Linked DNA regions of Homo sapiens: region 1 is linked to region 2. A link is a loop called in an ENCODE intact Hi-C map of the cell type or tissue named here. Cell type or tissue: B cell. All regions are shown on one strand.

Region 1 (8,000 bases), 150 kb before region 2:
CATGAGGCCCTCCAAATGCAAGTATGTATTACAAGCAGTGGGAAAATGTCCAATCTCTTCCTCCACTCCCTATACTGGGCGCTATGCTGTCAGTGGAGCCCCAAGCAGAAGAGAGCAGTGTCTGCCCTCAGGGGGCTCCTAGTCCAGTGTGTAAATGCTGGTGATTTCTGAGAGTGAGCTCTGATCACTTGGTGAGGTTGTGAGTCACCTATCCTCTGCGAACCAGCTACTGGAGAAACAGCATGGGGAGGAGGATGATAAGGATGATGATAATGGAGGGGGCAGGGGGAAAAGTGGGGGAGAAGGAGAGGGACAAATAGAAAGAAAGAGAGAGAGAGAGAGAGAGAAACAGCATGCCCACACACCATTCAGACACATAAAGGCAGGGGGGAGAGCTAGGGCCTCTGAGAAAACCTGAGCTGAAGTAGAACACAAGGTGAGGGGAGAGGGAACCTGGGGTTCCAGGTGTGAGCCAGAGGGGAGCGGGGGATTCAGGCCCTCTTGGGCCCTGCGGGCATGGGCCCCAGCAAGGTCTCAAGGCCCCATCTTGTGTGTGCATGTTACAGTTCTTCAGAGCACTAACCAAGATCCCACAAAAATACAGATCCAAATTTAAAAACAGCAGCCCTATGTATTAGTCATTTTCTCATGGGGGAGAGCTGCTTTTTGCCAGAAATCCTCCCAAACCATCACACGCCGCAGGGCTTAGGCCTTCCACCAAAGCCTGGTTTTCTGGGGACATTTGGGCTTGCTGTTATGTATCACTGCTCTTCCAAATGTGGTCCTCGTAGTGTTGGCATCACTTGGGATCTCCCTAGAAATGAGGATTCTCAGGCCCCGCTCAGGCCCTCTGAATGGGATTCTGCATTTTAACTCCCTCCGCTTGTCATTCGTGGGCACACACAGGGGTGAGAAGCGTTGGTCTATCCCACACTTGGGGAGCACCTGCCTGGGACACTGGCTTCTCTTTATCACACCCCTCCTTCCTCAGCCCCATCCGCAATGGTTTGCTGGTTTGCTGCCAGCCAGGAAAAGTCCATGTCTCAGGCCAGACTCTCAGAGGCCCAGAGATAATGGCTGAATATTGATGCCTCCCAAATGCATTTTAGCGAAAATGTCTTAAACATGTAAAAGCCTTTAACATCCCAGGGAATAAATTTCTAATAATGACATTTCAGGCCCTTTAACATGCCTTGGCAAAACAATATTTCTAGATAGGAGAAGATGCCTTCCTAACATTGCTTACATTCTGTCATGTAATAATAACTGGAATTTGTACAGCATCTTCCTTTCAAAACATGCATTTGTTACTTCTCATTTAATCCACCTGTCACCTGGGAGGTACGCCAGGCAGCTTTCAGGATCCCTATTTTACAGGTAGGAAACTGGAGCTCAGAGAGGTTAAGGGACCTGCTTGTGGCCACCTAACTGAAGAGAAGCAGAGGCAGGTATGGACCCCCAAATCACCTGCCCCCAATCCCTGTGCTCCTTCTGGGCAGACTCACAACTTCCAGGACAATCCTGCCGGAAGGTACTGTGTACTAAGGGAGGTCTTGTGGTGTTTGCAGTAGAATCCCATCTTAAAAACCCCAGGGCCAGGTGTCCAGTTTAGCCCAACAAACATTGTCCTCCCTCACTGGGCCCTAAACTGGGTGAATGAGACCCAGGCCCTGCCTTTGAGAGCTTGAATATTAGAGCTTCATTTTTTTTATTATTATACTTTAAGCTCTGGGGTACGTGTGCAGAATGTGCAGGTTTGTTACATAGGCCTACATGTGTCATGGTGGTTTGCTGCACCCATCAACCCATCATCTACATTAGGTATTTCTCTTAATGCTATCCCTCCCCTATCCCCTCACCCGCTGGTAGGCCCTGGTGTGTGATATTCCCTTCCCTGTGTCCATGTGCTCTCATTGTTCAACTCCTGGTTATGAGTGAGAACATAAGGTTTTGGTTTTCTGTTCTTGTGTTAGTTTGCTGAGAATGATGTTTTCCAGCTTCATCTATGTCCCTGCAAAGGACATGAACTCATCCTTTTTTATGGCTGCATAGTATTCCATGGTGTATATGTGCCATATTTTCTTTATCCAGTCTATCATTGATGGGCATTTGGGTTGGTTCCAAGTCTTTGCTATTGTGAACAGTGCCACAATAAACATACATGTGCATGTATTTTTATAGTAGAATGATTCATAATCCTTTGGGTATATACCCAGTAATGGGATTGCTGGGTCTAATGGCATTTCTAGTTCTAGATCCTTGAGGAATCACCACACTGTCTTCCACAATGGTTGAACTAATTTACACTCCCATCAACAGTTGATGGAGCAGAGATGTGTTCTTACATCACAGCCTCCCCAAATAATATATGAATGCTTTTTTCCTCTAAGAAAGCAGCTATTTCTCTCCTTTTCAAGATGAAGTAAAAATAGCTCAGCTCCCAGATCCCACCCCCACACCCCCAGCCAACAGCTGTCCCCCAAGATGCCTCTGGCTGGGCTTTGCTTGAATCTGACATAGGCCCCTTGGGCAACGCATTAGCACCTTTTACGTCTCACCTTGGCCTAAGAGTTTTTGGTACAAAGCCAAACTTCAACAAAACTTGAAACCATTTTTTCTTTCTTTCTTTCTTTTTTTTTTTTTTTCCAGCAACACATTTAAATAAGCTTTTCTCAAATTGGATTTAAGGCAGTTTCACTTCCCTCTGCTCTTCTTCAAATCAAAACTTACCTTTCCTGTGTCCCATTTCTTCAGAGTCTTTCAGATGATTTAAAGCTCATCTGTTAAACCACTTTGCATTTAGAAGGATTTCACTAATATTAGAATAATATTTTACTCCTCCCTGAGAAAAATATGCCTTTCTAAACTCATCATTGCCTTAATCCAGCATTCCACAAAGTGTGTGTCTGCAAAGCACTAGGTCTGAAAAGGGCTTTGTGAAAATATTTTTCCGGTCAATGTGGTTGGAAGATCCTGCATACTAAGTCCCCACCTTGGGTCATTAGCATAGTAAGGGCTCTGAGAAGTCCTGCGGGGTATAAAATGCTTTACGTTTGTTTAAATCAGCATTGCCCAAACTTTTTGGGGACAGACCCTCTTAACGCTTTTGCACATCTTGAATCCAGGTGCCACCTAACACACCTTTGGGAAATTTTGTCAACATCCAATGGCTGACTCCCTTTGAGGATTTCAGGTCTGCAAATGGGTGAGGCAGGACTTCCTCTGTCCCTCCAGTCAAATCACCCTGCACCCTGCGTGCTATTCCCCTGGGCCTCTCCTCATAGTCTGTTGCAAAAGCAGCAGAAGGTGTCCAGGCTGTTTTCTGCCTTTGCCTGGCTGTATGACCATACTGCAGTGACTCAGCCTCTCAGAGACTCACCTGTGAAGTGGGAGGGTCCTGCTCCTTCTATCTCACGGGCAACAGGGAGGCTCCGGAAACAGCCTATGTTTCTAGAGCACCTCAGTATTCGTCATCCTAGATTCTACAGGGACCTAAGACCATTGGTTTCTTAAGCAGTGGACAGTAGGGAGCAAGTCCAGCCTTGCTTCAGAGTGGCTACTCCAGCTCACCAAACTCAGGATGACATTTATGTCCTCTCACATTCCTACCAGAGGCCAATCTTGGAGCTATAGCACTACTCGGAATCCCACATTTTGGCAATGATGCCCAAGATCGTGCCTGGTACTTATTGTGGAAGGGGGATGGGGCCAGGTCGTGGGAGAGGGAGGTGGTGCACCCCTCTCTGCCATCACTTCACCAGCGTGCAGTCATCACAGCCTGTCCTTGGCTTCATCCTTCCCCCGAGCCACACCTGTTAGCAATCTGCACTGGCGTGTGCAGTGCCTGTGCACGACAGCCTGGCTGTAGAAATCCCGGGGGAGTTATTTTTGTCGCTTACATACATACCTTGTGTGCAGTCAGACGGGGGTGGTGTTTATGTCTCAGCTCCCTTTTGCAAAAAGAAAAAAAATTACAGTGGAGCTAGAAATGTGTACATTTTGAACAGCCGCCCTCATGCACTGTGTATATAACTCTGCTGCATGAAATTTAAACATAAACTCGAGTTTTCTGAGATTGGATGGAGGAAAATTTGGCCATTGGCATCACGATTATTTTTCTGCACCAACTGCCAAAATCAGGCATTAAAATACAACACTTCCACCCCCAGAAAAAAAAAAAAAGAAAAAAAAACCACATTCACATCTATACAACCTAATTTTCTCTGGGGACAAGGTAGCTGTTGTTGATATGACATGTTTTTGTAGCACAAATGTTGGCTCTTCAGCCCATTTTGCTCTTTTATATACACTCAAATGTGAAACATCTGAGAGAACACACACCATCAGTTCAGAGCATTCTCCCCTAGCCTTGCTGTGAGCTGAGAATCTGTACCAGACTCCAAGACAAACTCTCCAGGAGCTGAGACTGTAAGGTTTGATTAACTGGCACAGAGGGAAAAGGGTGTCAGGCTGCTTTCAGGGTCTAAGGGTGGGTGATCTTGGCATTATTATAGAAGATGGTGGTACAAGTGGGGTGGAGAAAGGGGAGGTAAAGGGGATGTGTCCCTACTATGGCCACTGGAGAAATAAACAAAGCTAAGGCAAAGTCCATTGGGATTCAGAATGATCTTATGTGTGTGCTAAAAAGGGAGATGATGATGGAGACACATGCAGGCTTTGGACACAGATGGACCCGAGTTTGAATTCTGACCTAGGAAAGCTTCTTCCTGAAGAGGCTGCCCACTCCCTGAGCAGTGCAGGCTACTTCCTCCCGGGTGCCTGTTGGAGGTGCTGCACCAGCAGCCCAGACTTGAGTGTGAGTGGTCCCCTATGGTGGTCTTCATGGTTTGTTCCTTGTATGGTCAGCAGCCATTTTGGATTCTTCCTGCCTTCCTAAAAGGCAGCAAAGGCCCTTCCCTCACCAGCAGCCCCGATTTCCACCTCTGATACTCACATCACAATCAGGTCTTCAATGGGAGGGTAAAAAAGTTGAAGACTGTGATTCTCTTAGCTCGCCAACTTTTATAATACATATTTCTAAAGTTTGGAAACTCTCTTAATTCTTTATTTTTTTACTGCTATAACAAAATATCTGAGACTGAGTAATGTATAAGAAACAGAAATTTATTTTCTTACAGTTCCAAAGGCTGAAAGTCCAGGATCAAGCCCTGGCATGTTCAGTTGTCTGATGAGGGCCGCTCTCTGCTTCCAAGATGATGCCTTGTTGCTGTGTCCTCCAAAGGGGACAAATGCTGTGTCCTCACCTCTTCTTGTATGACAGAAGGGAAGAACTCCCTCAGTCAAACCCTTCTATAAGAGCACTAATCCTATTCACAAGGGCCCCACCCTCATGACTTATTCACCTCCATCGCCAGTGTTTTTGTATATTTCCTTTGAGGACTTGGAGAATTTTTTTGTTTTGTTTTGTTTCAGAAATATCCTTCTGCAAGGACAGCAGGGGCTATGCTAGGAGTGATGCAAATGCACCAAAGGGAGAAGCAGAGGAAAAGCCTGGACAAGGATCCAACAGACTTGGAACAGAGAGGAAGGGAGAGCTGAGTCCAGGCTACCTCCTTCCAGTCATCCAATTGCTGGAGGAAGAGAGGTCAAGAGGGAAAGACAGAAAGCTTCTTAGAGTGTCAAAGCAAGAGTCAAGGTTGCAGGTTGTGGAAAAAACGGGTTGGTGGGGTCTTGGGAGGGATTGGGAGGGTGGGGGAGGTAGATGTGAAACAGGGCTCTCAGGAGGTGACGTTCCCTGCCCTGGGTAGGCCTGAACCAGGCAGATGGCTTGGAGTGCGGGACCCTGCTAACCAACAGTCTGAAAACAAATGGCACAGGAAGCCCGCTGCCGGTGAGCCCAGTACCTACTCACCCTGTCCTCTCTCATCTCATCACACGGCACCTCCCTCTCTATCTGCAGCTCATGCTCACTGAGCAACCTAGTCACCCAGGCAGGCCACCTGATGTTTTCCATGCTACCTCTGTGATTGTCCAGAGTGGCATTAACCCACTGAGGAATCTGTCAGGCCTTCAGCACAAGGTTCTTGACTATTGTGTGACCCTGGAAAGAAGACTCACCAAGGCTTGGCAAGGTTTGGTTTGAGGAATATCAAGGATCCCTTCCTGCCAAAGGCCATCATGCCTGTACTGCCACCATTCAAGCACTTTAAGAGGCAGTATGATGCTCTGAGCACTGGGAGGGGAGTCAGGACCCCTGGGTCCTGGTCCAGGATCTGTTCTTCTGAATTAGGACTTGGAGAAGTCATTTCACACTCTGAGTTCACATTTTTCATTTGGTTAATTTAAAAAAAGAAAAGATTGGTTGGAGGCAAAACAGACAAAGCAAAGACTTGCTCCAGGAGTGAAAGGCCTAGAGTCAGTTGTACACACTACGAATGGGCCAAGTCCCTTAGGGTAAGCACTGCTCACGCCCCCTCCTCTTAGGATTTTTTGAGCCATTAGAAGTTGCCATTCTAAGACCTGAGTGTGGATGAGTGTATTAGCCCCTATCTGGGGAGCCAAGGAGCTTAGGGAAGGGAGTTGGGTGCTCAGAACCAGGCTGAACCCAAGATCAAAAAAAGGAGATGGGAAAAATAGGGGTAGGGGTGCCTCAGCCTCACTGGAGGAGCTGACCCAGCCCCGGGGCTTTGCACTGGACAGAGTTTGCTTCCATGTCCCATTTGACCCTAACAACAATTCTGTAAGTTATTGTTATTGTTATCCCCATTTTATCCATGAAGCCCTTCCAAGGCTCAGAGAGGTAAAGTGGCTTACCCAAGTTCACACAGCTGGAGGAGCCAAGTCTCAAAGCCAGTTACACTTGACTCCAAAGTCCAGGCTCCTTCCAGATCTCTGCACTGTGCAAGCCCAGGGGTGAAATGGGGCTCTTGGGGTGGGCACAGGCCCCCACTCTCCCCATCCTCTCTTGTGTCAGCAGCATGGTGAGCCCAACACTCTCACTAGGAGACAAAATTCATCTGAACTTGCCTCCCATGGAAGGGCTTTGTGGAAATCTCTGGATAGAGGAGACATTTTCCCTTAGTGGGGGCAAGAGAGGGAACTGGTGGCTGCTTTCAGAGGGCTGAGAAAGCCACATTGTGGGCTGATGAGAGGCAGTGCTGGTGACCCTAGGAGATGGCAAGGCAGGTCCAGAGGGAAAGGCTGAAGTTCGGTGTTGGAATGCCAGTGCCTGCCTCTTACCACCCAACCCTTCTCACCTCCTCCACCCAGGCCCCCTCCTCCACTGGCTCCCACACATTCTTCAACACCTCTTTAAAAATTAAGGGTGCAGTTGGGGTGGGGGCAGCTTCTGAAACAGATAAGAGGTAATTGCCTGCCTTTGACTCCTCTTGATGTGAAAATGGGATTGGAATGACTCACTCTAGTTGAAAGGTTAGTTGAAGGTTATTACAGGAAAATTGTTATTCATACATTTTTTCTGTGCGGCCGGATAGCCTAAAAGATTAAATTCACAGAGTGCATAATGACCCATCAGTGCGGACAATGGTAGGGGCGTCCCCGGGGAGGGGAGATAACCGAACAGAGACTTCTCTGAATAATTCATGCTCCAGTGCAGTGGCACTAACAGATTACATGAGGGTTTTCATTAGAAAGGAGAGGAGAGAAAGGCGCTTTGAAAACAGCCGGTGTGTTTCTCAGCATCGCAGGCAGCTCTGGCCCAGTTCGCTGTGGCTTCAATTAACGCCTGTCCCTACATCTTGGCGGCCCTGGGAGGGGGAGCAAGTGGGATAAGAGAGCTTCGTTGTTCATCCCGCAAGACGGGCGGGTGACAGACGTCCCACTCCTAAGTGAGTCTGGGCTACCCGGCCTCATTCTAAGCCTTGAAGCTCTCAAAGGGTGGGCAGGCCTGGAGAAGAAGCTGAGCAGCCTGTGGGGCTCTGGATTTATTTAAAAAATAAAGACGTGGTTATAGAAAATTTGGGTTTATTGAGAGTGTGAGAGAGGTGTCTTCTTCCTGTCCCATTGATCACGTCCCAATT
Region 2 (8,000 bases):
GAATGGCCACCTCCTTCCTCCTCCCTCCTTTCTGTATCTCTGGCCTATGCTGAACACCCTATAGCAGAACCTACACCCCACACCCTATGCATTCCTGACACCCTACAGCAGAAGCACCAGAGGCTGGGGGCCAGCATGCTGTGTCTAGGGTATGGGGACTGAAGGACAGGTAAGACCTCCACAGAGTAGACCTGTGCCCCAGCCCTGGAGAAAGCAGCAGCAGCTCCGGAGGGCAGGCCTGATGCCGGGGATGGAAGGAGGTGACTGGCCAAGCACTATGACCTGACATTTTCTGGGCGAGCAGTGGCTTATATGAGTTCCGTGTGTTATGGGTCTGTCTGTGGCGTCCATCTGTAAGAGGAGGGTCTTAGTCTCTAGGAGCTGCACAGCTTCGGGATCCATGTGATCTTCCTAAGGCAAGAAAGAAGAATCCCTCCCCTTCAGGTCAAAGGCCTTGCCTTGCCAGTGAAGTCCAGATGGACAAGTCCAGTACCGGGCGGTGCACAGTGGAGAGGGCAACCACTATGTTGCAGAGATCAGTGATGTCATGGGTATGCCCACACATGTGTGGGGTGTGTCTGCAGGGGTGATGCATGGGGATAGGTCAGCTGTCCGGGGAAGCCCTGAAGTGTGTCAAGGAATGGGGCTGTGTGTGTCTCATTCATCCCCCAGTGCCAACCACAGTGCATGGGAAGCATTAGCCTGCACCATCGCCTAACTGTGTGACCCTGGGCAAGTTACTTACCCTCTCTTGCTTCAGATTCCTCTTCTGTAAAATGGAGCTGGTGCTGGGGTTGTGGGGAGGATTTGATGAGACAGTGAGAGGGTGCAGTACGCTTTCCTTACCAATGTCCCTTGTGCCTACAGAGCATCAGGAAACATGGAGCCTGGCACCTGGGGTCCTCCTGGGGAAGAAAGGACTTTTGATCCTAGAAACCAGAACCATCATCAAAAGAGAAGGCCAAAGGCACTGGAAACCTGAAACCTGGAGAATGCTGTTTACTGAGAACACTTCACAAAAGTCATCATTGTTTTCTCTGAGAAGCAGTTCTCTAAAGGGCCCTTGAAATACCTTACCAAGAAATACTCCAAGAAGAACAATCATTGCAACTTCCTTGGAGAGCTGCCTCAAGCAAGGAGACTCGTAAGCCCCCTTCCATCTAGATGTGGAGAGGTGAAGGTGGGTCTGAGGCAGAGGACTGAGTTGAGTCCTGCTGGAGAGCTTGGCTTTAAAAATGCAGGATTGAAGGCACTGAAACATCTATTTACAAATGGCTTTTACCTTATTGGTGTAGAAAAGGACTGTACTGTGTCACAAAAGAAAATAAACTTAGCACAGAAACATTAAGCCTAACACATACTAAGTGCTCAATAAATGTCACGTATAATCATAATTATTTGTGCATTATAAAATATTACTATTATTTATAGACATATAAATATTTCTATATAAGTATACATAATATGTGTATTGATAATAACAATACTATTGTCACTTAATAAAAAATAAATGCTGCTATCTGGAAGAGTGGGAGAAACTACTGGGCGACCTTGAAATTTATTATTTTAGACCAGAGAATCAGTGCTCAGAGGAGAAATTTGGGAGGATGAGACCAGCCAAGGTGGTGCAGACTGTCAGGCTGGAGCTGGGAGAAGCCCTGTCTGCTGTCCACCATACTCCAGCCCTGCCCCAGGACCACAGCCTGCAAAGGGATCAGCACCCCCAACCCCTACCCGATGGTGTCTCCTGGCCAGGGCAACTGCTGTTGGTCTCACTAGCACCTCCCTCTGCCCTTACTCAGGGAGCCTCTCTGGAGGTTAATCTGTGTCAACTCAGCCCTACAGCCACACTAGCTGCTGGCCCACCCTCCTGGGACCCCAACACCACCAGAGATGGCAGACCACCCCAGAAGGCTCCCCTTACCCTTCACTTACAGATGGGGCAGTGTCTTGCCTAGGGCCCCCGAACTCATAAGGGGCAGCAGCCCAAAGGGCCATGGGAACCAGGGACAGTCCTATCCAGAGATGCCACAGGGGACTTGGTGGCTACTCTCCTGAAATAGGCAAACCTAGTCCCAACATTCCCTCTCCCTGGATGGACACTGTCATGTTGTAACGAAAAAGAACATTACAGTTCGAGAGACAATTTTGCTTTTCTCCTGGGCACCAGGGGACTGGAGAAAGCACAGAGAAGGGTGTTCAAAATTTACTTTATTTGCATACTTAGGAGGGGGCCAACAGACTCAGCCCCCACCGGGTTTGAAGCAGGGCAGCCCACTAGCTGGTTGCTTGTGTTTGGGAGGTCCATTGAGCTCCCTGGGCCTCAGTTGCCTCCTCTGTAAAATGGGAGTAATTGGGAGCCACTTCCTGGATCAGCCTCTGGAGGTCAAGTGAGGCTAGGCTTGTAGTAAGGCACCGGGCACAGACGCACAGGGATGGGTGCGGGAGGCAGCGGCTGTCATTCCATTGGCGTGGTAAAACGTCTGAAAGAATATTCACCAAAATGTAAAGTAGTGGGGCAGGGAGGTTATCGCCGAGGGGCAGGATTTCGGTGATTCTCATTCCTTTTCTTCTTTTCCTTTTCTTTTGGCTTATCTGAATTTCCCAAATATTCCACAATGTTCCTGAATGCATTGTGTCACTTGAAAATGATAATAAGGGAAAAACAAGCACTAAGCCCTGCTGTGGTGTGTGGCCGCCTCCATGCTGGGGGAAGGGAGCCCAGGGCAGTGGCAAAGCCCAGGCCCAGCGCCCCAGGCGCGGGGGAAGGCGATGCCCCCTCCCCGGGGCAGGGAGGACCCCCTACCCCAGCGGGCGGGCGGGCCCAGCCCCGCTCACTCGCTCCGGCTGCGCCTGGCTCAGACAATGCGAACACACAATCATTCATTATAACTCAATTACAGTGATTAAAGCTGGTGGCATGCAGAGGCAGGAGGGAGTGTTGCCAACAAAATTTACACTCCGTGTCATCAGCGAGAGATAACAGCAGCTGACGCGGCCGATCGCCTCCCCTGCCATCTGCTCAGTGCGGGGGCCGCCCGAGGGGCGAGGGCCGCTGCGCGCTAATGGTGGACCGTGGAGCAGAGAGCTGCGGAGATGGGCTGCCTCGGGCTGGGACTGGGATAGCAGCAGCGCTGGCTAGACAAGCCAGCCGCCACCCCTCCCTGCAGAATTGGCCGCCCCCCGAAACTCGGCATCTGGAATGGGGCTGTGGGGAGGCCAGGGTGCTACTGTTCTGGGTTGGGCCCACCATGGCAGAGGGTGGGATTCTGACGTCTGGTTTCCACCCCGCTGTTTCAGATGAGGAAACTGAGGCACAGATGCGCAAAGAATCACACCCAGTAATCCTGGGGCACAGCCAAAACTTAGGCCTGCTCTGGGAATGGTGCAGAGAGGGAGGCAGGGAGCTGAGGACACTCTGGACTACAGGGAGAGGGAAGTTGGCCAGGGTGAGGCCTGAGACCCTGGAGGCCCAGAGGCATCAAGAATGGTGGCAGGAGGGCCCACAGGGCAATACATGGAGCACTAGGCACAGGGCAGGGCTGCTGGGGGAATGTCACGGGTGGGGGAGAGATGGCTGGCCTGTGTCAGGTGGGCTCTGGCCACAGTGACCAAGAGAAACTCAGGGGGAAGGGTTGGAGGCAGAAGCCCACAGCTGACATCTGTGCTACCACAAGGTAGAAGGTTGGGGAGGGTAAGCTGCCTTTCAAGGGGTAGCAATGACGCAGGCCATCCCAGAACACTAGGCTTCCAGCTTTGCCAGCCGCAGGAAACAGGGCACCTGTTCAATGGACCAGCAGATGTAGCTGGTCTCCCATCTGGGAGAGTCTCCCCTCTGAGTCCTGTTGAGCAGCAGTGGGACATGGAAGGTGAAAGATGGGTTCAGGCCCCTCTTCCCCTGGTTATGCACTGGGTACATTCTTCTGGCTGTGCCATGCTCTGAGGCTACCGTCACCGTGCTAGTGCCCACGCTGCCAGCTGCCTGGCGTCCTCCTCTCTGCCTTGCCCTGACACCACAAGTAGAGCTTGTTTCCCAATGGCCGAATTCCACCCAGAGTCTCCTTGTTATACTGTCAGAGGCTCCTTGGTTCCCCCAGAGTCCATCTCAGTCCTCAGCATTCTCCTGTCACCCTCACCCTCCCTCAGGAGCCTCTGCACATGCCACACTGCCCCTCCTCCATGGCCTTCCTCATCCCCCTCATCCTTCAGAGCGCAGCTCAGACCTTACCTCTTCCAGGAAGCCATCCTGGCCCTGGGGGCCCGTGGGTGCCTGTCCTTTGGACTTCCATGCCCCTGTGCCAGTTAGTGCCCTAGGAGCACTGGTCATGGAATATTAGGGTCATCTGGGGATGGGGCCGTTCCCCACCCCCAACCCTGGCAGCAGCTTGGGGGCAGAGGCTGGGTCCTGTTCATCTCTGAAGTCTGGGGCCCAAACCGAGTGGGTCTCTGGAAATGTTTGTTGACTGGATAGAGGCTGAATGACTGTGTGCCAGGATGGCCAGACAGGACCTGACACAATAACTGTCTCACGAGGCCTGGCTCAGGTGAGTGCAGAACAGAGCCCACAGATGGGGCAGAGATCAGTGTCCTCAGAGTGAAAAGCTAGGGCAGGAAGCTCAAGGGACGGGAGCCACTCTCCTGCCGGCTCGGGCCTCTCCCCACATCCATTTGGAGCCCCTCAGTTCCTGCCCATACGACCCCACTCTGTGCTCACCAGCTCTCCCACCCCAGGTGGCAGGGCAGGGCTGATGGCTCAGAATGGACCCTCAGAGCTGCTGACTGGAGGCCGAAGGAAAGAGGGAAGAGGGAGGCAGTTGCCCTCTCTCTCCCCCTGCACATCGCAGGTCAGGCCACCTAGAGACTAGGACATAACCAGCTGCAGATAGCAGAGAAAGAATGAGATCCAGGCAGGGCCACATGGCCCTGCTCAAGATGCACAATCCCCTGAATTCCCCAAGAAGAACTGAAAGAGGAAGCTGAGGAGGGGTGGTGGAGGCTGGGGATGGGGTGAGGAGCTCTGCAACACAGAAACACTCAAGAGTCAAGAAGCCTGGGTGTTCGTTTCAGTCTCGACTCGAGGTTGTGTGAAGTCACCCATTCCTTCGTTCTGCACACGGTGCAAGGCACTGGGGATACCAGAGGGACTGAGCTTGACAGAGGTCCTGCTTCCATGAAACTTTCAATTCCAAGTCACTGTGTTCTCTGGGCCTCAGTGTCCCCATCTGTAACAAAGATATTGGACTAGATCTGGCTTTCCCAAGCTGTGGCACAGAGGAGAGTTTTGTAAGAAAGATGACGAGGCATTGAAAACCATGGGCTGCAGAGCAGGAAATTATTCTCTTCCCAATTCTCATTCAATCATTTCTGATTTGGACAAGGCGCAGGTTTCATTTGGGTGCGAATGTCCAACACAGCTCTCAAACACTGGGTCATCTCCCTTTTTTAACAAGGAAGGAGTGAGAACTTGAGGTACAGCTACTTAGAATTGTTTTCATTGCATTTACAAGTATGCAGACTTTTAAATTTAAGGTAAGGAATATTGGTATTTTATTTATGATAATATATAAAGTTTCCTTTTAAAATCTTTACATTTAGGCTTTAAAAAGTAAACTTATTTTTTTAAACCTATGAGGTAAATCATAGGCTGGTGGGTTCTAGACCAGGGCAAATATCATTAGATGACTGCGATTCTTTGATTGCGTAGGTCTAGGTAGCTCTGTCCATGTTGGTGGGTAGGACTTAGAGGCCTGAACACCTGCGCCTCCTGGAACTGAGCCAGCAGGGCCAGAGGAGGGTGCCTCACACTGATAGAAAGGTGATGGTGAGTCAAGTAGCAGTCTTGGGTAACATCTGTCCTTAGGGCTTCCTGGAGACTAGGGAGTGTGTCCCCAAACAAGCTTGAATGCAAATTACTTTCGTTGACAAACAAGCTGATCTACATAGTGCATGCACAGCAGTTGGCAGCAGTTTCCAAATAGTGCCCTGCACAGAGGGATGGCCTCTCTGTGCAGTATTCAGCAAAGTGATTCAGTACTGTGGGCTTCCTCCCTCCTCCCTTCCTCCCTCCCTCCACCTGCTGACCCTCCTGGGAGACACTAGAGGTTCTCTAAGGAGTAGCTCCAGCCCTAGCACAAGGAATCTACAAACTCTTCAGGCCCATCCAAGGACAAACTAGCTCAGAACTGCAGAGAGGCAAGCAGTTCAGGGACTGGCATGTCTAAAATGCCTTTCCCTCTATAAACCTACAACCCCGATGCACTCTTAAACACCTAGTCAAATGTGATCTCCTCTGGGAAGCCTTCATGAATACTTCCCCTTTTTGACCCTTCTGAGAGTTGCCTCTTCCCCCGATGAGGACCCCCACAATATGCTGTCCAGGCCACTAATTATTAATTAGTAGAATTTGTTTTTTCCACTAACAAGTGCATTCTGTGAGGGTATAGATCACTTACCTCTATATTTCGTGCCCCTAGCCTCCAACACTGGGTCTGTTCTGTCTATATTTATTGAATTAATGCATGGGTGTGTGGGCCGATATGCTTGGCTTACAATCCTGAGCAAATTTTCAGATTCTACTCACTCTACTTCTCCTTTTAAGGAAAGGAAACTTTTCATTGAAAGCATTCTTTTGGGCATTTAGTAACTGTTTACCAAACACCTATCAGATGACAGGTACTCCATTAGGAACTGGGAATAGAGAAGTGAACCAAACTTGATCTCTGCCCTCAAGAAATTCACAGTTGGTTGGTTGGAAAAATGAAGCAAGCAGCAAATGAATAGCAACAAGGGAAGAATTTGAAATTCATCTTCACTTAGGTGTAAACCACTCAGAATTTAATCTACTTAGCAAGGAGATACAGGTAGAAGATCAATGAGGTTAAATAAAAAAACCCTGTAACCCTGAATTTGAATTAGAAGCCTCAGTAGACCTCACGGTCTATTTATATATTAACAAATATATAAATATGCACATACACATTTCTTAGCTCTGCTACTGAAAAGGCCCAGAAACAATGATCATTTCATTAGCATCAAGCACCCCAAGCACCCAGATTATGGTCTCCAAATACCACTTTCCACTAAACAGAACCAAGGTTCATTGGAAAAAATGGCCAACTCCACATCCAGGATGGAAAATGTACAAGATGAGCCAGGGACATTGTCTTTTACCAGAAAGCATGGAAGCTCTCAAAGACTAGTATGGTCGTATTAAAAAGACTCAGGAGGCATCTTCAAGAGGATCCCCAAGTAGGATGATTTCAGAAGCAATAAAGATAACTCCACTTGACTCAAACATATCAAATATGTTTAAATTCACACATTCATAATGTTTTAAAAAAGAATACCTCATTGGTCAATTGCTGAGGATACTGAAGAATTAACTTATTATTTTGAAAATTGGCAAATAAAGCAAATGAATCAAGCATTCATCTTGCCTTTCCTGTATGAACTGTACTTCAAGGTAACCAAATGGTTGGTGTGGGGCAGTTTCTTTTTATAACAATATTCAAGCAAATGTTGCAATTGGAATCACCCTTATGTAGCCCCTAATGAGTTAATGAATCTACACAATGATCATCGGTGACTGCTAACATACAAAAGGAGAAGCATCTAGCTGCTATGTGTTTCCTAATGAATCTATGAAGTATTCTGCCTCCCTCCAAAATCAAGCCTGGATCTAATCAAGCTCCAAGATCTAACTACAATTTAGCAATCAGCAAAATTCAGACTATGTGAAGCTCTAAGGACAAATTTGGTTTTTTTTCCAGTAAATAAATATGTGTGTGTATGGATGTGTATGAGAGAGAGGATGTGATATGAAGCAGGAATCTAAAAGACATATCAATTTTGCTTGCTCTGTGTGGATCTTATTTGGATCCTAATTCAAATAAATACACTTTGTAAAAAGACTTATGAGACAATTGGGGATCTTTGAATACAGATTGGATATTTGATGATATAAGAAGTTATATTTTAGGTTTAGTGGTATTTGGTTACAT

What was found. A loop is a pair of places that touch in the nucleus more often than their neighbours do. Peaks named below come from ENCODE experiments on the same cell type or tissue, not always from the same donor. Only the 100,000 strongest peaks of a DNase experiment are listed, where the experiment ranks them.
Region 1: it touches region 2 in a loop (5-fold over the local background); 1 of 110 quality-filtered maps calls a loop at or near these places.

Annotation. Positions count from the first base shown.
Region 1 is chr15:69,878,124-69,886,123 of GRCh38, forward strand. No RefSeq gene overlaps it. Among named protein-coding and RNA genes, the nearest start is that of LINC00593, 47 kb to the left of the region's middle. RefSeq lists an enhancer at 3,224-3,513. In B cell, no CTCF peak of the experiment used is centred here; DNase peaks (open chromatin) are centred at 2,638, 3,208 and 3,878; H3K4me3 peaks cover 667 bases; H3K27me3 peaks cover 1,212 bases.
Region 2 is chr15:70,030,892-70,038,891 of GRCh38, forward strand. LOC124903518 (a long non-coding RNA gene) reads right to left here and starts at 1,371. Exons shown (of 2, transcript XR_007064697.1): 1 at 1-1,371. RefSeq lists enhancers at 1,342-1,954, 1,955-2,565, 4,675-4,774, 4,865-4,994, 6,138-6,247. In B cell, no CTCF peak of the experiment used is centred here; DNase peaks (open chromatin) are centred at 4,980, 5,810, 6,380 and 6,540; H3K4me3 peaks cover 1,186 bases; H3K27ac peaks cover 2,667 bases; H3K27me3 peaks cover 312 bases.